5 separate regions of the Mus musculus genome follow, and all the other regions are linked to region 1. Evidence: chromatin loops called from intact Hi-C (ENCODE). Cell type or tissue: heart. All regions are shown on one strand. Region 1 holds the start of Gm39053 (a long non-coding RNA gene). Region 2 overlaps Acer3 (alkaline ceramidase 3). Region 3 overlaps Tsku (tsukushi, small leucine rich proteoglycan). Region 4 overlaps Capn5 (calpain 5). Region 5 overlaps Acer3 (alkaline ceramidase 3).

The links. Hi-C counts contacts between places; a loop is a spot of excess contacts. Peaks named below come from ENCODE experiments on the same cell type or tissue, not always from the same donor. Only the 100,000 strongest peaks of a DNase experiment are listed, where the experiment ranks them.
Region 2: it touches region 1 in a loop (3-fold over the local background); 8 of 42 quality-filtered maps call a loop at or near these places.
Region 3: a loop joins it to region 1, with 8 times the contacts of the local background. A loop is called at or near these places in 35 of 42 quality-filtered maps.
Region 4: it touches region 1 in a loop (2.7-fold over the local background); 11 of 42 quality-filtered maps call a loop at or near these places.
Region 5: a loop joins it to region 1, with 17 times the contacts of the local background. A loop is called at or near these places in 8 of 42 quality-filtered maps.

The regions. Positions count from the first base shown.
Region 1 is chr7:98,428,921-98,433,920 of GRCm38, forward strand. Gm39053 (a long non-coding RNA gene) reads left to right here and starts at 4,540. Exons shown (of 3, transcript XR_869806.2): 1 at 4,540-5,000. In heart, a CTCF peak has its summit at 2,093 (motif pointing left); no DNase peak of the experiment used is centred here.
Region 2 is chr7:98,287,887-98,292,886 of GRCm38, forward strand. The region is part of intron 1 of Acer3 (alkaline ceramidase 3); the gene reads right to left. Among named protein-coding and RNA genes, the nearest start is that of Acer3, 19 kb to the right of the region's middle. In heart, a CTCF peak has its summit at 1,879 (motif pointing right); no DNase peak of the experiment used is centred here.
Region 3 is chr7:98,345,891-98,350,890 of GRCm38, forward strand. Tsku (tsukushi, small leucine rich proteoglycan) reads right to left here. Exons shown (of 2, transcript NM_001024619.3): 2 at 4,778-5,000. Among named protein-coding and RNA genes, the nearest start is that of Tsku, 13 kb to the right of the region's middle. In heart, CTCF peaks have their summits at 2,366 (motif pointing left) and 3,398 (motif pointing right); DNase peaks (open chromatin) are centred at 2,336 and 3,401; H3K27ac peaks cover 291 bases.
Region 4 is chr7:98,153,634-98,158,633 of GRCm38, forward strand. The region is part of intron 2 of Capn5 (calpain 5); the gene reads right to left. Among named protein-coding and RNA genes, the nearest start is that of Omp, 11 kb to the left of the region's middle. In heart, a CTCF peak has its summit at 2,067 (motif pointing right); DNase peaks (open chromatin) are centred at 2,078 and 2,468; H3K4me3 peaks cover 537 bases; H3K27ac peaks cover 2,209 bases.
Region 5 is chr7:98,268,570-98,273,569 of GRCm38, forward strand. All of the region lies in intron 1 of Acer3 (alkaline ceramidase 3), which reads right to left. Among named protein-coding and RNA genes, the nearest start is that of Acer3, 38 kb to the right of the region's middle. In heart, no CTCF peak of the experiment used is centred here; no DNase peak of the experiment used is centred here.

The sequences.
Region 1 (5,000 bases):
GGTTACGGTAGGAGCTTGGGGGTTAGACACATCACATCCCCTCCGGAAGAAGGTCCAGGCCTGCCTCTCTAGGGATGGCAGCTGGTGGTTTATCAGCGCAGAGGCCCTGCTTCCTCCCTGGGTCACCATCCAGAGCCAGGGAAGCCCTGCAAACACAGCATCAATACTATGTACTCTGCAACTTCTGAAAATACCATGTTAGGTTGGCTCTACTGGGTTACTGGGGGGGGGCATAGACAGCTGTTTAGGCTACAAATGCTTGCACCCCATGTCCCAGGGCACTGCCAGGGCTCCTTTTGGTCATACACTATGGCTCATGGCTTCTGTATCTCCTACTTATATGTATTTGCTGTCACCTTTATGCAGGAAGAAAGTTCTCCTGCAGCCTGCCCACCATTGATTGCTTCTGTTATTTAGCAGTGGATGGTGATGAACTAGCAGATGGCTTGTTCACCTGCATGTCAATGGAGGGGCAGGAATCACCAGATTGGGGATCCCCTTCTCAAGCCAGTTGCTCTCACTCCTGCCGTGCCTCAGCCTCCTCCACCAGATTACAGCAGTTGCCCTGTCTACTGACATCAAAACAGCTTGCAGAGCCGGAGGTTGGAGCCATTGGATCTCCCATGTGCATAGAGGCTGCATTGCAACAAACAAGACTAGTGGATAGGATGCGCTGGAGAGCTTCATGAGGGATGAATGCAAAGGAAAGGCCCTGTGAGCCCAAGCCTGGGAGTTTTGTCACTCACTGACAGAAGATGCTGACCCTCCTGTGTAGAGGATGTTGGCTTGCTTTGAGTGAACCACACTGAGGCTGTAGAGATACAGAAGTGGTCTCATGATGCAGCGCCAACAGGATTGGCCTTAGACCAGGACGCATGTGGTTCTGGCCACTGCCTTCCCCATTGAGGGTCTTTCTCCATCTTCAGACCTGCTCCCAAGAAACCAGGGGACCAGTTCTGCATGACATCTTGTAACTGTTTTGGGTTCTGGGCAGGACACTCATTCAACTCAGAACAGACAATTCTCTCTCCCTTCCTCCTTTCCCCCACCTCTCTCTTTATGTCTCTCTGTCTCTGTCTCTGTCTCTGTCTGTCTGTCTGTCTGTCTCTCTGTGTGAGTGTGTGTGTGTGTGTGTGTGTGTGTACACTGGGGATTGAGTCCAGGGCCTTGAATATGCTTAGCAAGTGCTTTACCACTGAGCTATACCCCTAGCCTTCAGTGTGGGTCTCACTATATAGTTCTAGGTGACCCCATCCCGCCCCCATCCCATCCCCAAATCCTGGGATTATAGGTGTGTGCCACTGTTCTCAGGGTTTTTTTAATTTGCCTTTTAAAGCTGTGTAGGGCCTGGCTTTGATTTCTGCAGAGTGTCACCTGTGGACATGGAGTCCACAGGTTCATCCCTTGGCCTGAGATAAATCCTGGCATGGAGCAGGAGTGACTGACAAACCCCAAAGGGAGAAGAAGTCAGTGCTCTTGCTCCCCTGAGGATGGCAGGGTTACACTCACACCCAGAGGTGCAAGCCAAGCCCCTGCTTTTGCACACTGCTGACTTACATCTGGTGCTCACCATGGGGTGTGAAGTGTGCACCTGACATTCTCCCAGGTGGCAGGATGAGTCCTCTCAACACATCCTGTGTCTGCAAGGATCTTCCCCAGCCTCAGAGCAGCTCCTCCCCACTGCCTCCATCCCCTGAGGGACCCCCTTTACTTTAACCAGATCCCCCAGTCTTCTCAGATACTGGACAACTTGCCTCCCACCTCATGCTTGCTGGGTGGTCTAGGGTAACTCTCTGGGCTCCAAATGCTTCAATCTGAGACACATTCCATTCAGTTCTTAAACAAGTACTGAAGGCAATTATGTTACGATTTTCCCCTGAGATTCCATGGCGAGTGTCAGGTGCCCCTGAGTTTCTGTGCTTTCTGTCTCTGTCCTGTATCCATGGACTCTAGCCTGGCTCTCTGCACCTTGAGTCTCTCACCTTCTAGAGCTGCTAACACACTGCTGCCAGGAAGGCCAGACTCACTACAGATGTACCCACTGGAATGCTAGTGGAGCCAGTGAGTGCAGTCTGGGCGCCCTCTGCTGGAAGAAGCAATGACCATGACTACACTTCTAAAGCATTTACCTGGCAACATCATTTCTCTATTAACTCATTCATCTATCTATCCAGGTACCAATCATCCATCTATCAAGTATAAATCCTTTGATCTACTCATCCACATACTCACCCATCCATACACTTACCATCTATCTACCCATCTAATCTATGGTCATCATCCATCTACCCACAATTCCTTTATCTACTCATCCAGCTACCATCCATTCATCCACCCACTCATCTATCCACCCATCTCATCATATAGTCATCCACCCACCCATCTATTCATCTGGTTATCATCCATGCATGCATGCATCTATCCATCCATTCATCGACCTACTATTCATCAAGTCCATGATCTATCCCTACACCTACTCCTACAAGTTACAATCTCTCCTTCCTTCTATCCCTCCCTTCCTCCCTCTCAGTATCACTTATGTCCAAAAGAAACAATTCCCTTCCACTAGGCTCTTCATTGCAGCATCCCCAGCCCTTCATCTGGACCAGTTCCTGCACAGGCCTCAATGCCACAGTGAAGGAGAAATAGAGGCCCTAATATGTGTGCTTTTCCCCCATTTGAAGAGCACTTTCCCATCCACCAGTAGCTGTCAAAAGCCTTAGTCAGGATCCCCATCTAAATGATGGGGAAACTGAAGCATGGTACCACCTAACATTAGGAGTAGTCTTTGAAGACAATGAGATGTCACTAATCTTGTCACCCTGGGCAAGTGTCTCAGGGTCTCTGAGCCTTAGCTCTTCAGTGGCAAAGTTAACCATCTGATGACTGCTTGCTGTGTGTAGCATGTGCCACATCTGTGGGCAGGGCACCAGAGGACCCTGATTGTCTTCAGTTTGCACTGTGACATTATACTGAATCTTTTGTGATACAAGAACACCACACAATGCCACACAAGTGTCACCTATGTACCACCACTGCTGTCACTTCCGTAAGAGCACAGAAGGGAATGGCCGGCATAGTTTAAGACATTTACCAAGGTTTAGTATGTTTATGTGTGTGTGTGTGTGTCTGGTTTGGTATTCTGCCTTGCACAGGCACAGAGTCAACTGAGCCCAGGAGGATGAAATGGGAGCCAAAAACCAATCCTTCCAAACTTGGGTTGTTTCTTCACACATTTGGTCAGAGCAATGAAAAGGTAATGGATACAATTTTCCCCGCCCAGCCATTTCCAAATGACAGACTCATGGACAAAATAGCCTAGGGTTGGGTTAAGCCTTTCCACTTTGGGTATCTTCCCCTCGTTATGGAACAAATTACATAATGTAATGCAACACTCTGCTTGTCCCCTTCAGAATTCGGAGAGATACTGTAGAGCATACAGCATATGCCATGAAAGTTACCTTCTGTGGGTCTCAGTTTTCTCATCTGCAAAATGGGATGACAGTTGTAACACTTGGAACATGTAGCCACACCACTCACACAAGCTTGATTTCTATTTTCTCAGCTCAGATGTTGCAATCTGGTATAGCTTTTCACCAGAGGTCATTGCATCTCCCCAGGAAGCCAGCTGTCTGTGGGACTCCTGAAAACACCCTCTCCACAGGCTGACCCCATCTTCTAAATTCTTTAGTTATTAATGAATGTATTTAGAGTGTGTCTATGTCAGAGGAAAACTGGGAGTTGATATTCTCTCTTCTCCATGTGTGTGGAATTGGACCTGGGTGGCCAGGCTTAGCATCAAGTCTTATTTGCTGAGCCATCTCGTCAGCCCTACTACCCCAATCTTGAGCAAAAAACCCATCAACAAGGCCTCTTGAAGTTGCCCCAGTTTAACCATACAGTTTCTGTGGCGATCCTAGGAAATGACCGGCCCAAGAAGACAATGATGTTGAGTTGTTGGAAGTAGAGCTAAAATCCTGTGGCAAAGCATTTGCCTAAGCAGATGGCCTGGATCCCATTCCTGGAGTCATGAAATAACTAAACAACCAGTCAAATCGTGAAGTATACAAATAGTCTCCTGTTCTGTGCAATCCTGGAATAGTCTTTTCACTGAGGGAGACAGGGAACAAGCAACCTGTCCTAGGTGGTAGTGTGGGACAATACATAGACTTAGGTGTCACAGGGCTCTGGCACTAAGCCCCTGTGACAATGATAATGAATGTAAAGATGGTGGAGGGACCTGGGTCATTACAGCCCAAGAGGATACACTTAAAGTTGTGTGTTCTTTAACAGGGGTGCAGTCTGAAGAGCATATTGCAACTTGGGTTGTTGTGTGACCATCAGGGTCTATGCACACAAACCTAGATGGCATAATGATACATGCTTAGACCACACCATGCACACTCACTTATGCAGTCTGCCATTGACTGCTATGTGATGCGTATCTGTAGGTAGGAAATAAAGGGTGTAAATTATGATCACACAATTGAAGGCATGTGACCGATGGATGGCATCCATGACACTTAAATGGAGTCCCTCAGGCCCTGTGGGGACAGGTGAGGTGTAATGGAGGCCTGAACTCAGGGTGTGATGATAACATTGCAGTTGTTCCCTCTTCTACCCTAAAGGAGGGGCAAGGATGGGATCCCAAGACACACTTCAGGCGGGGGAAGGCATTTAGAAGACCAGAGATGGGTCCAAGAATTCTTAAACTCCAAGTTGCCCTGAAGTAGTCCTTTGCTAGCAAGGCCTTTCTGAGCACTCCCGTGGCTCCTCCCAGAGCAGGCTCACACCAACTCACTGCTTTCAGACCACAAGCAAGAGTCCACCCCAGCAGAGCCTGAAGAACCCCTGGGAAGCAGTTTTATGGACAATGAGGGTCAAGTGAAATGCTCTCGGTGCCCAGCTTCACATGCAGTGAAAGTCCACGCCAATCCTCAGAAGTTTAGATCAAGAGTAAAACGCTAAGGTTAGACTGGGCCTAATTCACTGATGTGGGA
Region 2 (5,000 bases), 140 kb before region 1:
AAGAGTACTAGGTAAAAATATAGGATTATGAATTTACTTAACTAAGTCCTTAAAAGGTATTTAATTTAAATCTGATTCCTAAGTACTAGAGAAAAAAAAACTGAAAAATATACACGTAAGTTTTGTTTTGTTTTTTTAATTCTCAAATCTCTCAAATAAACTAAACTACTTCTATCAGAATTTCTGGACCAACTTTCACTGGAACAAGACATTTTTCCCCCTAAGGTATGCATTTATTGCCCAAGTGTCAGCTTAAGGTCTGGGACAACTGCTTGACAGAAAACCACAGACAACAGAATGGATCGGCCAAGTTGAGTGAGACATGGCACCAAACAGAGGTTTTTCTGTGATCCAAGTAGAGCAACAGTATCAAACACACATAATAAGTTACGATCTAAATACTGAATTTCACATTTTGCTTGAAATAAATAGAATTTAAAAAAAACAGATTAAAACAAAAGAAACAGAAACAATCTTTTATATTTTTGGAATCACAACAGTAACTGACTTATATGACATCATTAGATATAAAATGCCATCTGTAGGTTGGGTGTTATTATCCTTATTTTACTTACCAGAGAACTTGATCCCCATAGAAAGTATATAAATTGCTCTGTGTAGTATAGCTGTTAGAATGAAATATGTGGACTTAACCTCATGTCAAAGACAAATTATGTTCTTCCTATCCCACCGGATGAAAAACAAAGGAAATGAAATACAGAAGATTCAAAATAACAAGTGTTACTCTGTACTAATAATTGTTAAGGGCAAGCAAACTATATGTATATATAAACCTGAACTTACCTATACTTCTAAAATGTATTTACTTATATGCCTTATAATTTTAAAAAATTATACTGTTAAAGAATTCGTCACTGCTATAAAGAATCATTTGTTGAAGCTGGAGAAATGGTACAGAGGTTAAGAGTACTTGTTGCTCTTGAAGAAGACTCAGATTTGGTTCCCAACACCTACATGGTGGTTTACAACAATTTGTAACTCCAATTGCAGAGGATCTGATGCCTTCTTTGACCTCCATGGGCATCAAGCACACAGTGTACACAGACATACATGCAGGCAAAACACTCACACACAAAACAAAATTAATCTATTTTTTAAAAAGCAAACAAATCATTCCCCCTTTTGCTTTATATCCTTTTTTACATTTTTAAAGTTTACACCTCAGTATATAAGTGGGAGAAAAAATATATAATACTGCTGAGCAACATACATAAACTAAACAAAAGAATCAACCAAACAGGGGCAGGAGTGATGGCTCAGCTGTTAAGAACACAGGCTGCTCTTCCAGAAGACCTAATTTTGATTCCCAGCACCCACAGTGGGTAGCTCAACACTGCCTGTAACTCCAGCTCCAGAGGATCCAACACTTCCTGGTCTTCACCAGCACCAGCAGTCATGTGGTATACATTCAAACTCTCACACACACACACATAAAAAATATATTTGGAAAAGGGGGTATCAACAAAAAGGTAAGTGAAGAATTAATAAAAGATGAAAAAATTAAAATATAAGTGAGCATTTTATAATGCTTAAAGAAATAAAAGGTAAAACAAAAAACAAGCACAAAAGAAAAAGATTATTACCAACACTGAGACAAACTTGGAATTATTTAATTCTCTAGAAGTGAAAACTTTTTTAATCTTATCACCAAAAAAGATCTCCATCAGATGGTTTCAGTGTTTTGTTTTTTACTTATTTATTTATTTATTTATTTACATTTCAAATGTTATCTCCCTTCCCTGTTCCCCCTCCAATGAGCCCCCCACCCCTCTACCCTTGGCCTCTAAGAGGGTGCTTCCTTATAATAAAATCTTAATTATTTTTATGTATGTGAATGCTCTGCTGCATGTACACGTGCACGCCAAAAGAGGGCATCAGATCCCTTTATAGATGGTCATGAGCCACCATGTGGTTGCTGGGAATTGAACTCAGGAAGAGCCGCCAGTGCTCTTAACCACTCAGCCATCTCTCCAAACCCAAAAAGATTTTTCAAAACCTAAAATAATTTTAAATTTAGAAAAAAAGTCAAAATAAGTCTGAATTAATCAAGTAGAGGAGAGGGAGTGGCAGGATAAAGCAGGAGATACCAATAGAAAGAACCATTTAAACAAGTACACAAAACAATGAAGCTATGCTCTGTTTAAGAAAGTAACAGCAAAGAACCCAGATGCCCCTCAACAGAGGAATGGATACAGAAAATGTGGTACATTTACACAATGGAGTACTACTCAGCTATTAAAAGGAATGAATTTATGAAATTCCTAGGCAAGTGGATGGACCTGGAGGGCATCATCCTGAGTGAGGTAACACAATCACAAAGGAACTCACACAATATGTACTCACTGATAAGTGGATATTAGCCCAAAAACTTAGGATACCCAAGATATAAGATACAATTTGTTAAACGCATCAAACTCAAGAAGAACGAAGACCAAAGTGTGGACACTGTGCCCCTTCTTAGAATTGGGAACAAAACACCCATGGAAAGAGTTACAGAGATAAAGTTTAGAGCTGTGAAGAAAGGATGGACCATCTAAAGACTGCCATATCCAGGGATCCATCCCATAATCAGCGTCCAAACGCTGACACCATTGCATACACTAGCAAGATTTTGCTGAAAGGACCCAGATATAGCTGTCTCTTGTGAGACTATGCCGGGGCCTAGCAAACACAGAAGTGGATGCTCACAGTCAGCTATTGGATGGATCACAGGGCCCCCAATGGAGGAGCTAGAGAAAGAACCCAAGGAGCTAAAGGGATCTGCAACCCTATAGGTGGAACAACAATATGAACTAACCAGTACCCCGGAGCTCTTGACTCTAGCTGCATATGTATCAAAAGATGGCCTAGGCGGCCATCACTGGAAAGAGAGGCCCATTGGACTTGCAAACTTTATATGCCCCAGTACATGGGAACGCCAGGGCCAAAAAGTGGGAGTGGGTGGGTAGGGGAGTGGGGGGGGAAAGTATTGGGGACTTTTGGAAATGTAAATGAGGAAAATACCTAATAAAAAAATTAATAAAAAAAAGAAAGAAAAAGAAAGTGACAGCAGCATCACATAGAGTACAAGTGTTTACAGAACTGAGATCACATTAGAAGGAAGCAAAGGCAGATTATAAAGTGTTCCTATGTCATACCTCTCAACACTATACTCCTATTAGGCCAATACTGCTTAATGGTTATTTTTTTAAGCTCAGGAATAATTTCATTAAGGTTTAAAGGAAAAGCCCTCAGAGTAGGCAACCTGTAAACCTCAGAAGCTGTCTGGAGGAAAAGATTGAAGGTGAGAAGGAAAATAAAGCCATGCAGTTTAAGTTGGCATGAAGGTCAAACACATGACAGAAAGGATAGCTTTATAGAGTAAGGAAGCCCAAATTGGTGGGGAAGCTCAGAGCATGTTTGGAAAAAAGACAGAAAGAAGAAAAGAAAAAAAACTATGCTTTTCTGAATAATTTAGAAAAATCAGCAGACTTACAAAGCTATATGGCTGAAATCCAGTAAACTACTACCTAAATGGCTTTCTTATCTCAAATATCTATTCACTTATTTACATTCAATAAAACTGCTAGTTTTAAAATATATAAATTCTTGGTTAAGAGAAAATAGCTATCAGCAATATTTGAAAGACAGCCCAAAAATCCTTGCACTACAAATATGCAAACATGTTGGAAATTTTCAATAAATATATTCTTTGTTTTGTTTTTGTTCCCAAGACAAGGTATTGCTATATAGACCTGGTTAAAGTAGTCTATATAGCCCTGGCTAATGACTTATGTAGACCAGGCTGTTTTCAAACTCACAGAGGCCAGTCTGCCTGCTCCTGCCTCCCCAATGCTGGAATTAAAGGTATGTGCTATCACTGGGCTTAATGAATATATTCTTAAACAATATTAAAACTCAAGATACTTCTGAGGAATGTGACACCAAAGGAAATTAAAAACCAATATGGTAACCAGGTTAAAATTGCCCCAAGAGAGCAAGGGGAAGGGCATGATTTGCCTGTTTGGGTACCACAGAAGGGTGAGATGCAATGTTCATAGTAGAATAAGACTGAGGCCTTGGATCGTTTCAGGAATTAGCACTAGGTCTGGGATTATCTGATATCCTTAAGGAACTACCTATTCACATCTATATGAAATTTAAAAAGAAAAGAGAGGGAGAGAGGGAGAGAGAGGGGTAGAGAGGGAGAGAGGGAGGGAGGGAGGGAGGGAGGGAGGGAGGGAGGGAGGGTGAATGCCCATAACACATGTGTGGAGGCCAGAGGACAACTGGAGTCAGATCTCTCTTCCCACATTTATGTAGGTCTAGGAGATTGAACTGAGGTAGCCGGGCTTGTGCAGGAAGACTTGTACCTGAGCCATTTTACAAGTCCCTTAAAAGATTGTCTTTGTTCATTTGTTTTGTATCGGTTTGTTGTTGTTGTTGTTTTGTTTTGTTTTGTTTTGTTTTGTAACTTATTAGTGTAAACTTTTTGGATGACACATCTAATACTAGCAAAGGGCTGAACATGCCTGTGAGAGCAACCCCTAAAGCAATAGTAAAGAGAGATAACAGAGCAGCTACTAGACCAGCTAAAATGCCAGATAAACACATAGCTAAATTAATTCAAAAGACAACAGGAAAATAATGAGAAAAGGCAAAGGACAAATGCAGAAGACAGTAAAAAAGATAATAACCAAATCCTACTAACATTACCTATAAACAGACAATGTATGCCAATGAAAAGACGGATTTAAACCAGGTATGGGGGCTCATGCTTATAATCCCAGTATACAGAAGGCTGAGACAAGAGCATCCTGAGTTCAAAGCCATCCTGGACTATAAAGAAAGATGTTTATATCATAAACCAAAAATTAAAATAAGAAGAAATTGTTAAACTAACAAAAAATGAACATAAAGAGTAAACTGTAAATCCTATAGAAGTGCTTTACATGTATAAATTTACAGATAGATTAAAAATTAAAAGGAAGGAGAGAAGA
Region 3 (5,000 bases), 83 kb before region 1:
TGCAAAGTGTCCTCTGGTGTGTGTGCATCCATATAAGCATATATTAAAAATGTAAACTTTGAAAAAAAGATGAAACAAAATAAAAATCGCATTGTCCTAATCGAAGTCATAGGTTCAGCTGGGATTCAAAGTGGGTGTGAAGGCCAGGCTGTGAAGACCAGGACACTAGTCTGATGAGGACATCTCATTGACAGTCAAGAGGCAGTACAGGGAGGGATGTGGTCCTGTCTTTCTGCCACCTTCCTTGTGTGCTTTGCCATCTTGCCTCCTCTGTTCCAGTCTGCACCTTAGAAAGCATTCCTAGGTGACAGCCCTTGGCAGTGTGGCAGGTGCCTCTTTGGCCCCATGAAACAGTGCATGTCCTCCCTGTAGGCTCACCCAGACATCCTGAGCCCTTGCCCATCACAGAGGAGCCTCAGACAGCTGTCCTCACTTAAGTCAAAGAGCAATGGTGGTTTTCAGGCACAAGGTAAAGGTGTTCAGAAAGGAAAGGGACAGGAGTTCCCACTTCTCTCAAGTCTAATGGGTCAGCTCCAGCCCCAAGCCATACTCAGGGAAGTCCCTAAGTATGGTACTGCTCCTCATGGTATCTCCCCTGGGAGCTGGCAGTCCCAAGAAAAAATGAGAAGAAGGAAGAGGAGGAGGAGGAGGAGGAGGAGGAGGAGGAGGAGGAGGAGGAGGAGGAGGAGGAGGAGGAAGAGGAGGAGGAGGAGGAAGAAAAGGAAAAGGAGAAGGAGGGGGAGAAAGAGGATGGAGAGTAAAAAAATGGAGGCTTATGAATTTTGCCAAGGTGGAGGGTGGTTCAAAATAAAAGATATTTCATGGATGTATCATTTAACTGTACTGTAAGCATCATGCTAAATGTTTAGCAACACCGACTTCCCTGGGAGGGGCCTCCATAGCTATTTTTTCTTTAAACATACAAGTCTATGGCTAAAAGAGACGGTGGGTGACTTCCCCAGGAATCAGCAGTGCCAGGCGTTGAGGCCAGATGAACTCCTTCTGGAAACCCGGGGACTGTTATTGAGGTGCACCGAGTCAAGTCATTGGTCACCGTCTTTGATTCATTAGGGAATTCAGCTTTTTTTCCCTCAAAGTGGGACTTTCCACCCTTCATTTAGCACGAGAGTCGAGCCCTTATGTATCACCTGGCTTATTTATTGCTTCTAACAATCAATTAATTAGAAAATCGTTCTTAGCTTGATCTTTCAAGCCTCTGACCAATATCTCTTCTTCTGTGTTTTCCCGTATCAATGTACACGATTATCATATGTGTAGTAGATACACACACACACACACACATACACACACAAACACACACACACACACACACACACACACACACACACACACACGTATATACACCAAGAAACATGACCTACTCTGATCTTCCCAGTTTGAAACATTTTGCCTAAGGAGTGTGTGACTTAAAATGGCAAATGGTGTCAGTAATTAAAGAATAAACACAGGAGGAAATCCCCTCCACGCTCGGTAAACACAATAATCCCCCAAATACAGTCTGTGGTACTTAAATAAACAAAAGGTAAGATAAGAAAAAGAGAAAAACCAACAGGGGCGTGTGGCTTAGCTGAATGGCCATGCTCCTGTAGCTGGAAGGTACGTTGAGGATGGATATTAAATGCTGAGCTCAGAGCACAGTATTGATTGTTACCTGGGACACTGACTGGGCAGCAGTGTACGGTAGACATGGCCGGCACTGGGCACCTTCCCTTTGTGGATACTGGCCATGATTCATTACTGATAGGATAAACATTTGCTCTCTAGTGAATGTTAGCTAAGAAGGAATGTTGACCTTCCAGGGCCGGGGCCACGTTAGCCTCTGGTGACCTCTACTGTCATAGACATCACCTTTGGAAGGAGCTAGGTATGTGTGGACTTCACATGTAGTGACAAAGCTGCCTTTCACATTCCTGGTGGGCTTGTTCAAAAAAATAAATGAATAAGTGGCTTGTGAGTTGGCCTGATGGCACTTGGATGGGAGTTTCTGCCTCTCTGCTACTCTTTCTGAGTGCCCTTGGTCCTGTTGGTATGGAAGATACAGGGACTGGAATGTGGCTACACAGAGAATGGAATTCCTGTTCCCGAAGATTCCAATGGGCTCTCTGAAGCAGACTGTTCTGTGTCCTCACCACACTAGGCACGCCTTCGCTTTCTCTACTATTGAGATGACCAGAGCCCATAACAGTGGCTTCATGGACAGTGGCACCTTAGAAGGACCCTATGCTTGCTTTCCGGCTCCTCTTGCCATTTTGAAATTTTAAACACTTCTGAACAGCAGACTCGAGTTCTTGTACACCGTGTCCCAAATTGTCTAGCTAGGTCTGAAGCACAGAGTGCTGCCACCTGCTGGGGGACCTGGGTCTGCACCTCAAAGTGTGAGCTTGAGTCTCACACATGTGAAAAGGGGCCAAGAAGAAAAACATCTGCAGCTTTGACCTTGAAGAAAAACATCCGTAGCTTTGACCTCGGCTTTTTCTGCTAGAGGGTCTACACAACATAGTCTGATAGGATCTACTCAGAGTTGTACAATCTCCCCGATTTGCAACAGAAAAACAACTTCAATCTGATGGCTTTTTGGTGTCTCTGAGCACTCTTCTAGCAGTAACAGCCAAGGAGAGGATGATGGTATCGGTAGATAAAGTGAGGCTGTTTTCCTCATTTATAAGGTGTGGTGGTTTGAATATGCTTGGTCCAGGGCGTGACACTATTAGGAGGCGTTGCCTTGTTGGAGGTGTCACTGTTGGGGTGGGCAATGAGTCCTTCCTCCTAACCAACCATGCAAGAGCCAGTCATCTCCTAGAAGCCTTCAGACATAGAACTCTCGGCTCCTCCTGTGCCATTCTTGCCTGGATGCTGCCATGCTCCCACTTGATGGTAATGGACTGAGCCTCTGAACCTGTAAGCCAGCACCAGTTAAATGTTGTTTTTATGAGAGTTGCCTTGTGTCTGTTCACAGCAGTAAATCCCTAAGACATATGGTGAAAAACTTCTGGACGCAACTGCAAGGAAGAGAGGAAGGGTACTTCTGGGGCACCTTATTTTGTGACTGCCAAAGTTCTGGTTCTGCACAAATGTGACTTCATGCCCTCCTCTTGTGGACAGAGGTATCTTCACCCTCACTTTTCAGGGTCAGGGAAGTCACACAATCGGTTTGTGGTTTGTTTGTTTGTTTGTTTTGTTTTTTTATGTGTGTGTATGTGAATCCAAAACGGAATCTTTGCACGAAGTTGGAGACTGTTTATTCTAAGGCATTCTGGAAGTGACAGGACCTCTGGGGGGCTGGGGGGAGACCCTCTTGAGTGTATCTGGGTGGCTAGAAGCTGAGAATGGTACTTAAAGCCTTCCTCCACCAGTCCATCCAATCTGGGGTGTGGCCACCAGGTGGTGCTGTGGGCCAGATGCCTCTCGAGAGCACTACCAGTGAGGGAGGTCTAAGGTGGCAAGAGGCTAGGATGGCAGTGTTTGGACATCTCATGTCACAGGATGAGGCTGCAATCTGATGTCTGTGCCCTCGCCTTCACTCCAGGAGCTCAAGCCTTGCCTCCCCTTTTGTTTTTACCTTTGTTACCGTTTTTGAGATAGGGTCTAATTTAGCAGCACAAGTTCACCTCCAACCTTGCAGCCCCAGAGCCTGAATGTAAACCATCGTCCTCCTGGCTCTGCCTCGGGAATCCTGCATCGCTGGTGACCACCACCAACCCCTGCCCCTGTGGCAGCCGGAATGCTGAGATCTCTCTTTCTCTCCTCCCCCTTTTGGCTTTGTACCTGTTTTTAAGATTCCTATGTGTGCACAGAACTTCGTAGAGAGATCTTGTCTCAAAACAAAACAGAATTTCTTCCACCAGCAGGGCTTCGGGAGGGCCCAGGCCTATTGTGTAATAGTACATTATTTCCCCGCTCCTACATCTGAAGCCTATCCTGCCTGGTATCCAGGGCTGCCTATCCCCCCATGAGTGACTGGGACCCTCCCACCTCAGCTCTTTCTGCACTGATCAGGTACCCTGGACTCAAGAGTTTCTAGTAGATACATTTCCCATGGTGACCTTACTGGCAAGGAAACACAGATCCCTGGATGGATGCCCATTGTTGGAATGTTCTGGACTCCATGCCATCCACCTTTCACCCATGACCTTTCCTGAGTGCCACCTCCTTGTTCTGGTCTGCCTCTCATGAGCGATGCGAGGCTCCCGCTAGGCTATCACTGGCTCCAAGCTAGGGATCCTGTTGTGTCCCCCATGGCAGCGAACCCAGCTCAGCACAGAGCCTGGCTCGAGTATAGCAACAGATTGTTGTTGGTGTTGATGACGGTGTTGGATACCTCCTTAGACTGGTCAGTCAGAACCAAACTGTTGACAAGCCAACTTGGTCCCCAAAAAACTGGAAGTAAGCTGTCACCGAAGTGTTCAAACAGAAGTGACCGTTAGAGCAAGGCACACTAGGAACTGGTTGTCCTAGGTGAGAAAGAGCTGAGGGGCTCAAGTAGGACAAGGACAGAGCCCCACAGCTACAGCCTGAGCTGAGGCAGGGGCATGCAAGGCCCCAGCAAGCTCACTGCTAAAGCTGGACAGATGGTGGGTGGAGGTGGGGTGGCATGGATGTGGGTGAGGGAACTGGATGGAGTATAGAAAGAGGGTTGGTCCACCCAAGTGGCTGCCTCTCATACATTGTCATACACCCCCAATAAGCTGCCCAAGGTAGGGTCTAATGTATCTTTGTGGTCCCAACCCCAGTCCAGTGATTTGTCAGCAAATGCTAGTTCAGTGGTGGAAAGAACTCTTACATGTGTTTATTAAACCAAGAACCAGTCGCAGGGTGGGCTGGGCTGGGCTAGCATGAGAAGGCATAGCTTTCACTGACTTTCGAGCATCTCTGGGACCAGCCTCAATGCCCACATGGTCACTGACAGCCAGCTTCTTTCTAAGACCTCCTGGCCCACACCCAGAACAGAGTCTTACAAAAGTGAACAAATAACATTTATC
Region 4 (5,000 bases), 280 kb before region 1:
TCCCAGGGTAATAAGCCTCTATGTGATAAGAAATTAAAAAGTTAAAATAGTTTAACCCTTAAATTGATTTTTAATTCTTTTTTTTTTTCGAGACAGGGTTTCTCTGTGTAGCCCTGGCTGTCCTGGAACTCACTCTGTAGACCAGGCTGGCCTCGAACTCAGAAATCCGCCTGCCTTTGCCTCCCGAGTGCTGGGTTTAAAGGCGTGTGCCACCACCGCCCGGCTAATTTTTAATTCTTAATTTTGTTTAATATTTTATTTTAAATTAAGCATTGAAAGTTTTAAATTAAATGATATTAAATTAATGAACTCAGCATCATTCCTTAGCACACCCATGCTATACGGTGAGGGATGGTATCCTTGTTGTATGGGACCCACCACATGGGAACCCCGGGGTCCTCCAAAACAGCTGATGGACTGGCTAAAGACTAATACCGCAGTCACTGAAAGAAGCACACATGGGACGGGTTGTTAAGAAGCTGCGGTGACAGCTGTGTGACCCTGGCTGAGAGTGACAGGACAAGCAGCTGTGGCTGAGTTGTCTGCCCAGAGGAAACCAGCCTGCCTAAAGGACAAAAATGAGCCAAAGTCAAATTTGTGTTTGGAAACTCCTGGAAGGCTTCAAGCCTGAACAACTGCTCAGCAAAGGGGTGAATGTTAGGGAGATGCAGGTGAGCCCAGGGCACCCACTTCTGTAGGGGAAGGGGGTGACTTGGCATGGGAATTCCCTGCAGTAAGGGCTGGGCGGAGCAACCTGAGGCCCCACAATGAGCTGTGGATTCTTTGCTTTCCCGCTGATATACGGAATTTTTGAGTTTTAACAGATGGTGGAGTCACATATACCTTGATTCATAGCAACCTCGGAATATATGGGGGTGGGTGGGAGTAACGAGTGAGTCAGGAAACGGAACCCTGAAGTTGAAAAATATTGATATTAACCTTGTTCTGAGTAGGTTGTAATTAACACCCACTCCAGATTTGGCTTATACATTTCTCTCCTGTAAGAGGGTAGGGGTGGGTGTACTGCGGGGACTCACCCTGCACTGAGATCCGACTTGTAAAGGCAGCCATGTGTGGCTGGGAAAAATGAAGAGACTACTGAGGTGGGAAATCTCAACTCTATCACTTTGTCTAAAGCCCTTTCAGTAGCCAGGTTATGAGGAGCTAAATAAATAAATAAAAAGTCAGATGGCTCATGGAAAATGAGTCTGGGTGACAGAGATCCAAAATAAGGTGGAGTCTTTAATTAACTTAGCATCATTCCTGTGTGGACATGTCTGATGTGCATGTGTGCGGGAGCACATGCGTGCCCTGGTCCTTCCACCTTCACATGGGCCTCAGGGATCAAACTCAGAGGTGGCCCCCATCCTTGCTCTTTAAAAGGAACAACCAGACAAGCAGTGGAATCCCGTCACATTGTATGGCCCAGGAGGTGTTTGTTTGTTCGTTCGTTTGTTTGTTTGTTTGTTTGTTTTACTCTTGATTTTTAATATTCTCTTAACTGATGTTTGTTTGTTTGTTTGTTTTACTCTGATTTTTAATATTCTCTTAACTGATGAGCCCCAGATCAATTTGCGTTTTCCTGAACCGGATGCGGCAGACCTTCAGAGAACCTGCCAACCTCTGTAAAAAGATGTCATTATATTACACTTTCCTTTATGTCTCAGAGATTTGGACACACGTCTGAACACCTCTGTGCTCCTGCATTTGCAGGGTGGAGGATGGGAAACCAGCCCCTCGTGGTGCAAGGACCAGGTACAGCTGCGAAGCACCACACTGGGAGCCCCTCTCTCCTCCCACCCTGAGACCCTCTCCACCACTACAAAGCAGTTTACTTCCTAGTGGCAAAGGCCTGAGTGGTCCTGTGAGCAGCCCATAAACTCACTGGTTCCCCTAGGGTGGCCTAAGGCAGGGCCCTTTCCTTGATCTGTCAGTCCCCCCTCTCTCTCACCCCCCAGGAAAAGCCACACCCCAATGTCTCCAGCACATAATGGGAGCTAGAAGCCCGTTTGGGAGTCACTACGTTTGTTTCTGGGCTCTGCTGTCACACGCAGGCAGCCAGCAGAGGGCAGGAGATCCTAGAAGGCAGAACTCAATTCCTGCCTGCATGCCCTTGCTGAAGATGTGCAAAAACAGGCCATTGCTCATCCTCTCTGTACCAAGTCCTTAAATGCTGGTCCTACAGGGCTATGTGTGGCCTCCACAGAAGGAGGTGCGGGACTCTGCAGGGGGAAAAAAGTGGGATGCTGTAATCTCGATATGGTGTTTGGGACACATCTGCCCAGAAAACAAAAAACCAGAATGACAGGGCCAGGATGAGCAATTCCCCCAAGGACAGTAGCTGAGAAGACTTCTAGCTGGGGAGCCAGGGCAAGCTGCATGGTGGATCCTCCAAGGCACTGGTCTGTGTCCTGCTATCTTTGATCAGAAGAAACCCAGTCAGGGAGCCTGCTTCTTGTCCCCATGGCCACTCTCAGGAAGCTCAGGCCGGAAGCTGAGCTCCAGCAGCCCTGCTTCCTCCTAATCTTATCTTCCAGCCAACTGCACCCGCTTGGCTTTTCAGCCTGAGAGAGGGGTGTCTCTGCAGTGCCTCACTCCCCCACCCTTCCCCCCCCCCCCCCCCCGCAAAAGAAGGAAGGATGGGGGAGGGGCTTCACAGCCAGGGCACCCGCTGTCTCTAGGGCTACAGAGGGAGATGACATCAAGGCACTTGTCTACCTCAGGACCTCCCAATCAGTGTCCCGTGACTGACAGGACCCCTGCTCCAGATGAGGCAGAGATGCCCAAGGTCAGGCACAACTGAATGAGCAGACAGGGCAGAGGAGGTTGGCTGGGCTCCCAGCCTGGGCTCTCCCTGCCACTACACAGCTGTACCAGCCTGGCTCTGGGTCCCAGAACACCCTTCTGCCATGCCCACCCCGGCCTTGGAAAGAAGTCTGGGAGAGATGGGATTCCAGAATCCAGCTTCTATGCCACACTGAGCACTCTGCTTGCATCTGAAGCCTCACAGGGTGGTCAGCTCTAACCTAGGACACATCCCGACTTTGATGGCACCTGGGATTTGTCCGCTACCTTGAGTTACCTCTGAGAAAACATCACAAAAACAGCTCTAAGAACTGATCCCTGCGGGGGCAGGAGGACCCTGCCTGAGGACAGGGTTCTACTGGTAGCTCTGTCACAGACAAGGACAACAAGGGACAGAGGAACAAGGCCACTTGTGCAGGGCCACAGAGCAGGATGAACCAAGATTCAAATGTGGCGGTCTGCTCTACGGCCTCTGTCTAGGTGTGCTGGGTCCTAGGAATGATGAAATATCACCCTTCCTTGCGTGTCCACAGGACCAAGGAGGGCAAGATGTCTAAGCCCTGTCCACCGCTCTAAGCCAAGGATTCTCAGGACCAGAGTTTACCTTTCCTGAATCACTGGCTGACCACAGTGAGCTAGGGACAGGCCCCACTACAGGCAGGCTGCTGGAAAGAGCAGGCAAGGCCTGAGCCTCCAGGAGAATGGAGTTGTGACAGCATGAGACCCATGAGACCAGAGAGGCTGTCAGGAAGGTGGCATCTTCAGAGCTGAAGTGGGGAAGGCAGTGGGCAGGAGCTTGGGACAAGGACCCTCAAGTGCCCTGAAGATGAAATCAGGCTCTAGCCACAGCCAGAAGGAAAACTGCCCTCCCCGCCACACACCCATACACACATACAGTTATACACACATCCTACACACACACATACACACACCCTACACATATATGCACACCCCTATACACATATAATGCCCTATACACTTATATATACACCACACACACCCTACACTTATATACACACACACATACACACACCCTACACTTATACACACACACACATACACACACCCTACACTTATATACACACACACATACACACACCCTACACTTATATACACACACACACACACACATACACACACCCTACACTTATACACACACACACACACATACACACACCCTACACTTATATACACACACACATACACTTATATACAAATACACACATGCACACGAGCACACACACCCTGCCTTGATGCCAGGCTACCCAAGCACCTTCCAGCCCTGCCCACATCGGCTTTCTAATGGCGGCTCTGAAACATTCTTTATTCCAGGAAATCCCTCTGGCTACAGAAGAAAGTCCCTAGAGATAAGGCAGCTCCCAGGAAAGAGCTCCTAGTCTCACCAGTCAGACAACTGACTCATCTGCATATTCAGGTCTCCTGCCAGACAACTCATCTGCATATTCAGATGTCCTGGCTTTTGTTTCTTCTTACTATGAAGTGTAACTCTGCAGGGCGAGCAAGGCCAAATCTGTAAATGAATCTATTTCTTTTGGTCAGCTCCTTCTTCCTGGTTCTGATTGTTTGGTAAATATAAGCTGGACCTGAGACACTGGGCACCTACTCTGCCTGTAGGTCCTAGTGATGGTTTGTGTATGCTTGGCACAGGGAGTGGCACTATTAGAAGGTGTGGCCCTGTGGGAGTAGGTGTGTCACCGTGGGTGTGGGCTTCAAGACCCTCCTCCTAGCTGCCTGGAAGCCAGTCTTCCACTAGCAGCCTTCAGATGAAGATGTAGAACTCTCAGCTCCTTCTGCTGCCATGGATGATAATGGACTGCACCCCTGAACCTGTAAGTCAGCCCCAATTAAACATTGTCCTTATAAGAGTTGCCTTGTCATGGCGTCTGTTCACAGCAGTAAAGCCCCAACTAAGACAGTCCTCTACCTGCCAGTGAGCTCCCTGGGGAGGGAGGTATTTGGCACAGGGAAGCAAGTTGGAGACAGAAGCTACCAATAGAACATGGAGGAATGACAAAGTGCCCTAGACCAGACTGTACAGGGCCTGCTGTGAGCCCTGCACTGAAACACACACACACACACACACACACACACACACACACACACACACACACACACACACGGCTGGGGTACCGCTGCTCCTCTGACCAACACATCTCCAGGTCACTGGCTTCTTC
Region 5 (5,000 bases), 160 kb before region 1:
GGTGAGCTTAGACTGTAAGGAAGAGCAAAGCTTCAGCAGACTCAGGAGAGATAGATGACAGTAAAAGTAGAGATGAAAGAGATTAGAGAGGTCTGAGATGAGAGAGATACTACGAATGAGAAATAATTTAGAGTAGAACCAGTAAGTAAGAGGCAGAGAAGGCGTATTGAGAGAGAGAGAGAGAGAGAGAGAGAAGCAAGAGGCGAGAAGCAGAAGAAAGAGAAAACAGGAGGGATCGTAGACAAGAAAGAAATTTGACTAGAAACTTGGCCACAGTGGTAGGAGAGAAAGAAAAGACAGGATCTAGATAGGAAACCTGCCCAACAGAAGACCGAGCCTCAGCTAAAAAGGCTCAGCTGTGTCAGACTCAAGTTATCTATTTGAGATACACCCTTCGAGGTGAAAAACAGTGGCTAAAAGAAGCCAGAAAAAGACTGTAACTACACCAAGGCAAGTAAGAGAATTCTTGAGTACCGCTGGCTTCTACAGACTCTAGATACCTGGGTTGGTGACCTTAGCTGCCCTGTTGTATCCCCTAACCAAGGAAGGGAAGATGTTTGTGTGGACCCCAGATCACCAGAAAGCCTTTAAAGAAATTAAAAAGGCCCTACTGACAGCCAGCCTTGGCCTTTGCCTGACCCAACCAAGCCCTTCATTCTTTATGTGGAAGAGAGAGCAAGAGTCGCCAGAGGAGTCCTTGCTCAGACTTTGGGACTTTAAAAAAGGCCAGTGGCTTACCTATCCAAGAAGTTAGACCCTGTTGCTAGCGGGTGGTTTTCTTGCTTGAAAGCTATTGCTGCCATAGCTCTGCTTGGCAAGATGTTAATAAGCTCACTCTGGGACAGCAAACAACTGTAGTGGCACCCCACACTCTTGAAAGCATTACCCGAAAGCACCCTGACTGATGGATGACGAGTTACCCTACTGTCCAAGACTTCACCTACTCATCACTGTGCTGACATTCTGGCAGAAGAAACTGGTACTCGAAATGATCTGAAGGATCAGATCAGCCTTGGCCTAAGAGTTCGAGCTGGTACAAGGATGGCAGTAGCCTCGCGGTTGAAGACACCTTTTCAAGGTGGGTAGAAGCTTTTCCAACCAGGACTGAGACAGCCAATGTGATAGCCAAGAAGATCCTAGAAGAAATCTTCCCGAGGTTTGGGATACCCAAGGTAATCAGGTCCAATAATGGACTTGCCTTTGTTGCCCAGGTAAATCAGGGACTGGCCAAGATATTAGAGATTAATTAGAAGTTACATTGTGCATACAGGCTCCAAAGCTCAAGACAGGTAGAAAAGATAAATAGAATTCTAAAAGAGACTGGTGCAGACTTGGTGCTCCTTCCCCATGCCCTATTTAGAACTAGAAATACTCCCTTTTGATTCAGCCTTACTCTTTAAGATCCTTTATGGGGCTCCCATGCCCATAACTGTCTTAAATGATGTGTTTAAACCTACATGTTGTTGTAATAATAATCTGTATGTTAAGTTAAAAGGCTTGCAGGTGGTGCAGAAAAAAGTCTGGTCACAATTGGCTACAGCGAATGAGCTGGGTACCCCAGAAGACATCTCACCAGTTCCAGCCAGAGATCTGATCTCTGTACACCTACATCATGCCCAGACCCTCAAGCCTCACTAGAAGGGTCCCTGCCTAGTTCTGTTTACTATCCCTTCTTATTTTGTTGATTTCTATTCTCCACATAGAGATATAGACTTCTAAAATTCTAAGATTAGAATTACTTAGTAGAAGAAGAGGGGAATGAAAGGAAGTAAAACTTGAGACCTGTGATTCATGTAATGTATGTCAAATAGCCCAAAGAGTTGTTTGTGAGCTTTGAAACCTGGGGCTGAGAACATAGCAGAACAGGCTAGGACATGCCCAGGCAGGCCCGTCGTTAAGACATTCCTGAGGCTGCTTAGCCATAAAGATAAAGACTGGCCCGGCGCCTCCCTATCTCCCGCCCTTCTGACCTAAGTTAAATGTTAACAGGCTGCTAATGTTTAAATGGACCAATCATGTGAAACCGCGCCAATTCCTCCCCAGCCCCACCCCTTTTCTATAAAAACCCCTAGCTTCCAAGCCTTAGGGTTGAATCCACTGTCTCCTGCGTGAGATATGTTTCGACCCGGAGCTCCGCCATTAAACTACCTCGTGTTTTTACATCAAAAAAAAAAAAAAAAAAAAAATCTTGTTGTTTATGAAATGCTTAAAATTCATCATGACATCTTTCACATGGCATGAATGAAGATTTATTACAACTGATTATTGATCAAACTTTCACCTGCTCAAAGAGCAAAATTTTATCCTTAACTGACCTGTACACCTTGTACAATCCATATAAATATCTTTATAGAACTAAAAATTTGGTTGTAAGATTCATATATTGCCTGGAGAGTTTGAAAGAGGGCATCAGATCCTCTAGACCCGGAGTTACAGATGATTGTGAGCCAACATGTGGGTTCTATGAACTGAAGCTATGTCCTGTGCAAGAGCAGCAAGTCTTCTTAACCACTGAACCATTTCTCCAGTCACATAGAAAAAACTTAAATGAAAATGGCCAGTTCTGGCTGGCGAGATGGCTCAGTGGGTAAGAGCACTGACTGCTCTTCCGAAGGTCCTGAGTTCAAATCCCAGCAACCACATGGTAGCTCACAACCATCTGTAATGATATCTGACGCCTTCTTCTGGTGTGTATTTACATATAATAAACAAATCTTTAAAAAAGAAAAAGAAAAAAAGAAAATGGCCAGTTCAACAAATATTTCAAATTGCCAATTCGAAAATATGCAACCAAGTGGTTTTTCTGAATTTAACATATAGGTTGTCCATTAAGAACACACACACACAACTGCAAGATGATGCCCACCCATGTGTTTTTAGAAAGCCCTTAAACAAAGAAAATAAAAAGCCAAGGACCAAAGTAACCAACATTCAGTGTCTTGTTACTTCATGTGTCCTGCAACAACAAATGTTGGCATATTGTTCTGAAGAAGAAAAAAGCACTAAGAAATATGATGAGGCTGCAGAATGATGTGGTGAACATATATAAATGCTGGCAAAATACATGCATAAAAAAGTAAAATTTTTAGAAAGTATTTTCCAAATGTTATGGCTATTCACAAAGCAGACTAGTAAAGAATGGGAAACTACAAAAGAGCTCTTATTTGATTGAACAAAACCACTAGATGAGACCTTGAGAGGACAGACAAAAACAGTGACTTGGAGGGGTGTTATTTCAGCTATGTGCATAGTTGAGAATACCAGAGAATCTTAAAACAGCAGAGGAATTCACCTCAGTATTTCCATCATAGAAGGGTAAAGATGAAGACCACTCATGAAAATGAAACTGGGAAGGTAGATTTCTTCCAATGAAGACAGATTCTCTGGATTAAATGGATGCACCAAGTGTACCACAGAGTGACTGTATTCCAAAACTCTATTCTACAATGTCTTTTGAAATGTCTAAAGAAGAAGCATGGCGCTACAAGATTTTAGGACTGTGAGTAAAAAAAAAAAAAAAAAAAAAAAAAAAAAAAGCACACCTTGGGAAATTTTAACATACCAAAAAACAGAGCAAATATCATAGAAGCTATCTATGGTATGGGAAACAGAACATTTATGAAAAAGAACAAAACCAACAATTTCATCTCTTTGTATTTTATATTCTTAATAAAAACTAGAGTACTTGACAACACCAGATAAATGTTTTCTGGATTCTGGGAAGAAATAGTTTTTAACTCTAAATTCTGTTATTAGCTCAAATACAGACTTTGTACATAACATACAAATCTACACTTTGCCCTTGAGGACACAAGAGACAAATCTTTGCTTTTGCTTCAATTTACTCTTAAACAAAACATTTTATAGCCATAATCTTACATTCCAATTTTCCTACCCCTTCCCACCCCTTAACAATTCATCTGTTATATTTTGATACAGAATTGAAGTTATATTTTCTTACATTGATACAGAATTTACATATTGATACAGATTTAAGATTTTCATTGGTATAAATCTTTACAGTGATACAAAGTTCAAAATTAATTTTGTTACTCTTAGATATGAATTGTGCTTGTGCAACTCATTTACGAATACAAGGCTTAGAGCCAGTCCTTCTAATAGATGCTATTACAAACTGTTTAGGATGATTAAGGAATGCAAGTTAAAGGTCAGATAGTAAACTCATTGTAATATTAGATTCTGATTAAATTACAATAAAGTGTTTTAAAATTATTAAAATAGTAAATAACTAAGAGTAGTCAAGATTTAACAGTTCAGATATACTATATATACACTTAGTCTTCAAAAGCATCAGAGATCCACAGAATATGACACTTAAAATCATTTCATTATTAATATATCTTTTGACTAGGAGATGTGTATGCTCCTGACAGTACCCCCTTCCCACTTCAAAGAAAACATGAGAATCATTACCTCCAACTGGAGTTGCTTCAATTGTGGCAAACTAGCCACTGGGTAAGAAATAGCCTAATTTCATTCTGCAGACAATTAGACAATTACTGTGCAAAAAGAGACAAACAGATTCGGGATACTCCACTGCTTAGCTCAACCAAGACAGGGTAAGCTAGTCCTTCATAATCCCTGCTTCACTTAGGGTCTGTCAGATGGTTCTTCTGGGCCAAAAGGCTGAAGACAGATGTTCTACTGTTATAAGAAATTAGAAGCTGTCAGCAGTCAGCTGTCTCTACAAATTGTGTAAGTTTTGGAAGCTATGTCTTTGTGTTTCCTATATATTCAGGTAATATTTAATTCCTTCTCAGCTCTCTGATGGGGTTGAAGACTAGTTATGATCTTATAATTGAAATTAAGTTGTTTAGCACTGAATAAGAAGATCTAGATTTGAAAGAATGGTTTTCAGTTGATAAGGCAAGTTAAAATCAAACCTAATTGAGGTACAGAATTGTAAACTCTTAAGGTTAGGATATACAATAGAATACTTTATCTAAACTGCCAAATATAATGAACTAGATGTTATAAGT